2 separate regions of the Homo sapiens genome follow, and region 1 is linked to region 2. The links are chromatin loops, found by intact Hi-C in ENCODE. Cell type or tissue: gastrocnemius medialis. All regions are shown on one strand. Each heading gives the region's core, and the rest is flanking DNA. Links, peaks and the distances in the headings are about the cores only.

Region 1 (2,920 bases), core at 321-2,820, 75 kb after region 2:
TGAAACTACCTTTCCTTTTAAACCTTCCCTGATCTACTGCACAGCAAACCTTTCCTTCTGTGTCACCCCAGCATCTCCTACTTATCACTGCTTTGGGCCTACCATGTGGGCCTGTGATGATGCATTGCATGCTTGTCTTCTTCAGTCTTCCAGGACAAGGGCTGTGTCTGCAGCATGCTCATGCCCAGCATCTCAGAAGCTCTCTTATGTGTCCACTGAACCGTTGGCAAACTAGGGATAGGACATCCTGTGCTGGGGATGGGAGGAAGGAGCAAGTCCAATGGGGCTTGGGAAAGAACTGCTTGGGGAAGTTGGGTTGACCTGGATATTGAAGGATAAGAAGTGGGGACAGCATTGTGGGCCACAAGTCAGGAACATGCAGTCATGTGGCAGTGGTGACATGGAATCTGTTTATCAGGAAAAAAGACCATTTGTGTAGGGGCTCAGATTAAAGACAGTGCCAAGCTGTGAATGCCAGGCCAGAATTTGTAGCTTCACCCTGTAGGCAGCCTTAGTCAATTACATGTTAACAGGGAAATGCATTAAAAAGCAATGTGTTCAGGATATCGGAGATCTTGAGAATTGATTTGAGATGTTAAATAAATATTAGAGGTATAAGACCCTTTGCTGATGGCTCAAACAGGGCTTTCACAGATAACTGGTCAGGGTAGAACACTCAGGGATCACACCATCCTGCTTGCAATTACAAAGCAGGGAGCAGGTACCCATCTTTCTCCCTCAGGGCCAAGGATTGGAGTGAATGTTTCCCAGTTTAGTGTTCTACCCTTTGGCTGGTTCCAGCCCATAGAAGGAATGACTTACCTATCAGTGTGGTCTAGGCGAGTCTGACATTTCCATGGCTTCATGTACCTGAAGCAGAGACCAACCAGGACACACACCATGGTCACTAGCTTACAGCCTGTCCTCAGCCTTTGTGGCCTCTTTGGTCCTCCCTTCTCTGTGGAAGTGGAGCCCAGGCAGGACCTACTTCTGGCAGCCCACCCTGTCCCTGCTCTCCCTGATCCAGCTCTCTCACCTGCACCAAAGCCACCCTTCATTGAGAGGGACAGTTGTTTCCAGCTCAGGAGAAGTGGTGGGTGAGGACAACTGGCAGTTGGAAGCCTCCTAGAGCCTCACACAGAGTCTAGGCCCAACCTGTTAACAAGGAGCCCTGTGTTAGGGGTAGTAAAACCTTTACTAGTATCCTGCCGGGTGCGGTGGCTCACGCCTGTAATCCCAGCACTTTGGGAGGCCAAGGCAGGCAGATCACTTGAGGTCAGGAGTTCATTACCAGCCTGGCCAACATGGTGAAACACTGTCTCTACTAAAAATACAAAAATTAGCCAGGTGTGGTGGCGGACACCTGTAGTCCCAGCCACTAGGGAGGCTGAGGCAGGAGAATCGCTTGAACTCAGGAGGCAGAGGTTGCAGTGAGCTGAGATCACGCAACTGCACTCCAGCCTGGGCAAGAGTGAGACACCATCTCGGTGGGGGTGGGCAGGGAGGGGGACCTTTACTAGTATCCTCTTTGTACATTTCCCAACTGGTCAAAACCCCAAAAAGAGGGCGTGATTACCACCACCCCCCAGACTGCCTTTAAACCTGTCTTCAGAGTAAACAAAACCTCCTTGTTTTATATTATGGGTCATACACGTGGCTCGTACATTGATCCCTCTTGAAACGTCATGCTCTGGCAGATTACTGCAAAGCAGGTGCCACAAAGTCTCCTGGGACGTGCTGTTCCCTCATAGATTTCAATTTTTACTGAGCAAAGTGGATTATGCCTCACACTCTGCACGTTCCACTACCTTATGAGTCATTGTGAAAATCTCATTTAGTCCATTTAGGATTTAGTCCGGGGCTTGATAACAGAGCATGTCGGTTTGTAACTGTTCTTCCATAAAGGAAAAATAAAGGCATAAGGAATTTTTACTATGGAAAACATCATATAGCATAGCATAAAGAATCTTAATTGGGGGGAAAAAAAGAAGTCTGCACAGAATCAAACTCTCGGCTGTATGTTTTGACTTGCACTTCTTATCATGAAAATGGGATAGAGCATCACCTCCCTTGTTGTCCTGGGCTTGGCAAGCTTTCTGTACCTTCCAGCTCAATGCGGTCTTGTTAGAAATGCAGACCCTCGGGCTCCACCCCATGCTGAAGTAGAAGCCTTGTTTTAAGACGACCCCATGTGATTCATAGCTACACTAACAGTGCTTCACAAAGTTGAGTGTGCATTCAAATCACCTGGAGGGCTTGTAAGAAGCAGATTCCTGGAGTGTCCCCTCAGAGATTCAATTTGGCAGGCCTGGTTGAAAGTTGATCTCATCTGCCAGTCATCTGCCCATTTTAGCTTTCCCCTGAGCTAGAAGCGCAGGCTTCAGTCCACATGGCACCTGGTGAATGGAGGTATGTCCTTGAGCAGCCCCAGACTGCATGCATGGGTGAGCTTCAGCAGGACCTGCCTCCAGAGCAGCCCCAGTGCAGCAGTACTGGGTGCAGATGGGCAGCACCCTGGGCAAGTTGTCTCTGGAACACAATGCTGGGCTCAGTCGGGCTCCAGTCCAGTCTGGAAATTGTTAATCAGAGAGACATGGTACACCTTCTTCTATATCAATGCAAAGTCAGGCTCACCCTCCCTGTCTCTGCGCATAGTCTAGTCACTTCCCCTCCCTGTCTCTGCACATAGTCTAGTCACTTCCCCTTGAAAGTCTCCAGCCAGAAAAGGCTCTACTAGGACCCCTTCCCTTGGAGCCCATCACGCCCCTTCTCAAGAATGCTAAATATAATAAGGCTTTCTAATAGAGACTTGCTGGGTTGATGCCCAGGTGAACATACCTCTTTAGATGGGGCTCCTCTGAAGACCACAGCATGACTTTCTAGAATTTCTCTAGTTATAAGTAAGGGGTTAAAAAGAAAA
Region 2 (2,920 bases), core at 269-2,768:
CACCTTCTTGAAATTTCCACATGATCCGGAGCCCGTAAAGAACATGAGTAGATTGGCTTTTTGGCATAAGTCAACATTGGAGTTTGACTTTCTAAACGCATGCTTACATTTTTTGAGTCTGATGATGAACTAGCACCAATATATTATGTGCCATGTTGAATTTAACAAAAGGCATTTCAGAGATAGGGTAACACATCCAGCTAACTTAGGGCCAGTCCTTCTTGAAGAGGAAGTACCTTGCTAAGAAGTTGCTGACTGATGAGTCAAATACTTGTACTCCAGGGTATATTGGTTTGGCCATTGTATCCATCCTCACTTTCCTCTGATAGTTTTTTTTGTTTTGTTTTGTTTTGTTTTGTTTTTTTTAAGTTTAAGCCTACTCCAGGCTTTTGAAGGCAGATAAGACCGTTGTATGGTGAAAATATTAGGTCAAGGTCCAGCTGGAATTCCCTCTGCTACTCACTACCTCGGGGGCATTGACTAAGCGTCACTTTCCTCAGACATAGATTATATGTGATACATAATCCTTAAATTCTCCTCCTAAATTCTGAAGTCCTTTGATTCTGTTGGAGTTGACTCCCTTTATCTGAGAAGTCATTATCCTATGCAGTCAAATGAAAACCTGGCACCTTAAAATTTACCTGGAAATGTAATGAACAGAGAAATTATTCTCTACATGATTAAATTACTAAAAATGCTATCTTTAACCAGCTCAGAAGAGGACATTGATCTTGCATATGTTTGCTCTTCTTCAGAGTGTCAATAATAACACAAAGTGTCATTCTTTTCACTTGAGTGACATATTTAATTCTCTTCCTGTTTTGTTATCTAGTGGGCCACATTTTCCAATCTTTGGTAAAACAACAAACAAAAAGCCCTGCATTTGTCTTCCTCGGTGAATGCTGATGATTCTAAGATGTGGTCTTTATTATTCCCCTTTCAGAAAGCTCTTAAAGATAAAAAGATAAGGCTTAGGTATGCTTAACTCTACTCTAACCTTCATTACAGAGAAGGAACAGGAAAAAGGGCTGGGTTTAGCCCCAGTTTATCATTTTTTCACTCTGCCTAAAGGGCAGGGTGGATGTGGGCAAGTCAGTTTGCTGTTTGCTCACATTTTATCAGGACGTTTATTTGGACTTTGAGTAGTTTGGCCTCTTCTTTGTAGGCCTTTCCACAGTCTTTACTCAGGATGATGATGTGCCTAGCTAAAGCCTATTACCGTAGAACAGGGATTAGCAAACCTGCAGGCCAAATTTGGCCTGCTGCCTATTTTTATAAATAAAGTTTGGTTGGAACATAGCCATGTTCGTTTGTTTATGTATTGTGTATAGCTGCTTTGGACCCAACGGGAGAGTCAGATAGTTGTAACAGAGATCATATGGTCCAAAAGTCCTAAAATATTTATATTTACTATCTGATTTTCATTCTCACACACACACAAATTCAAACCCCTCTTAGAGGTGAAGAATAACTATTAAAACACAGTAGCATTCTGCTTATGCTATTTAGATAAAACCTAGTTTAAGACTCTGATGCTCTGAATTAACCCAGAGATATCTTTTAGAGTACTGAGTGAAGCAATGGCCTGCATTCCTTCAGCAGTCCTCTAGAGATACTGCTTTGCACAATGAAACGTTTGGTAGGAAGTGAGCAACAGAAAGTTCTAGATCATATTTCCTGGACGTACCACTAAATGCCACACAAAGAATGTCTGGCATAAAAATGGCATGAATGACCAGAAATGTTCATTGAGTTGATTTGGCTTCTGAGTGCAAGGATTATGTGTCATGTGAGCTTGACTCATAGTGTCTGGTATGGTATGGTAGTATGTTGCAGCTGATGAGAGGGTTTCATAGGATTTAGCAATCAATTGAAGCAGAGATAGGAGTGACAGTCTTTTGTAAGAGGGCTAATAGAACATGCACATGATTATAAGACAACCCCATCCCACTTCCAGTCACAGGAGAGCCAAAGAATCTTGCTGTCTTTATGTAACCCATAAGGTCATTCAGCACCTTTTTTGACTCCCCACTTCCCAAGAAGCCTTGCTGACTCTGGTATTCTTGAGTTCATTATCAGGTTAAAGTCTTTTCAGTTGAAAATAATGAATTGAATTTTGATTTATAATTAGTTTACGTTAACTCATGTTAGCATGACCAGCTCTCCAGACCTGATCATCCTTGTCAAAATGAAAGTTCTAATCTCACAGAAGCAATATCCAAATTAAGGTGACATAACTGACATGACCATGGGAGACCCACTTAAATCAGTATGACCTATTTATTGCTCATTGCTCTTGGCTGCAATCACTGGAAGCTCTCTTTTGACCCATATTACATCTGCATTGTATTACGGTTATTTATAACACGTTTTTCTTCATTGCCAGACTATAATCTCCTTGAGGACATGATTTGTGTCCTTTTTTCTTTGTAGTTCACGCTCAGCCTAAGCCTAGTGCCTAGCTTACTGTAGACTTTCCGTAAAAGTTGTTGAATGAATGAGTGATAGAGGAAAAAGGAAGTTCTGTACCTTTCCTAATTTCTTCTCATCTGTCATCTGTCCTATTCTGCCTGTTCAAATCCCATTCTGTCTGCACAGAGTAACCCATCCCCACCTCTACTGCACACTATTCTCCAGTGACTACAGTTCATAATCATCTCTCCCTTCCTATTGCATTCATCATTAGCAGCTCACAATCTGGCACTTAATTGTTTCTTAATTGATTCATCGGTGCTCTCTTTGCTTCACAGGTAGCCTGAAATCCCTAAAGGCAAAGAAGGTATTTTAACATATATTGTGCCAGTTCTCTGTGCCAATCTCCCTCCATCTAACACACTGCATTAGAAATTAATGTATAACAGATTCCCAATAAATATGTGTAAATTAACTGAATTAAGCATCGCCATCCAGTTTCAAGGCA

What was found. Peaks named below come from ENCODE experiments on the same cell type or tissue, not always from the same donor. Only the 100,000 strongest peaks of a DNase experiment are listed, where the experiment ranks them.
Region 1: it touches region 2 in a loop (2.8-fold over the local background); 1 of 110 quality-filtered maps calls a loop at or near these places.

What each region holds. Positions count from the first base shown.
Region 1 is chr9:77,730,952-77,733,871 of GRCh38, reverse strand. All of the region lies in intron 5 of GNAQ (G protein subunit alpha q), which reads left to right. Among named protein-coding and RNA genes, the nearest start is that of GNA14, 84 kb to the right of the region's middle. In gastrocnemius medialis, for the core only: no CTCF peak of the experiment used is centred there; DNase peaks (open chromatin) are centred at 1,701 and 2,391; H3K27ac peaks cover 1,249 bases.
Region 2 is chr9:77,806,312-77,809,231 of GRCh38, reverse strand. The region is part of intron 3 of GNAQ (G protein subunit alpha q); the gene reads left to right. Among named protein-coding and RNA genes, the nearest start is that of GNA14, 160 kb to the right of the region's middle. In gastrocnemius medialis, for the core only: a CTCF peak has its summit at 1,577; a DNase peak (open chromatin) is centred at 1,721; H3K27ac peaks cover 2,426 bases.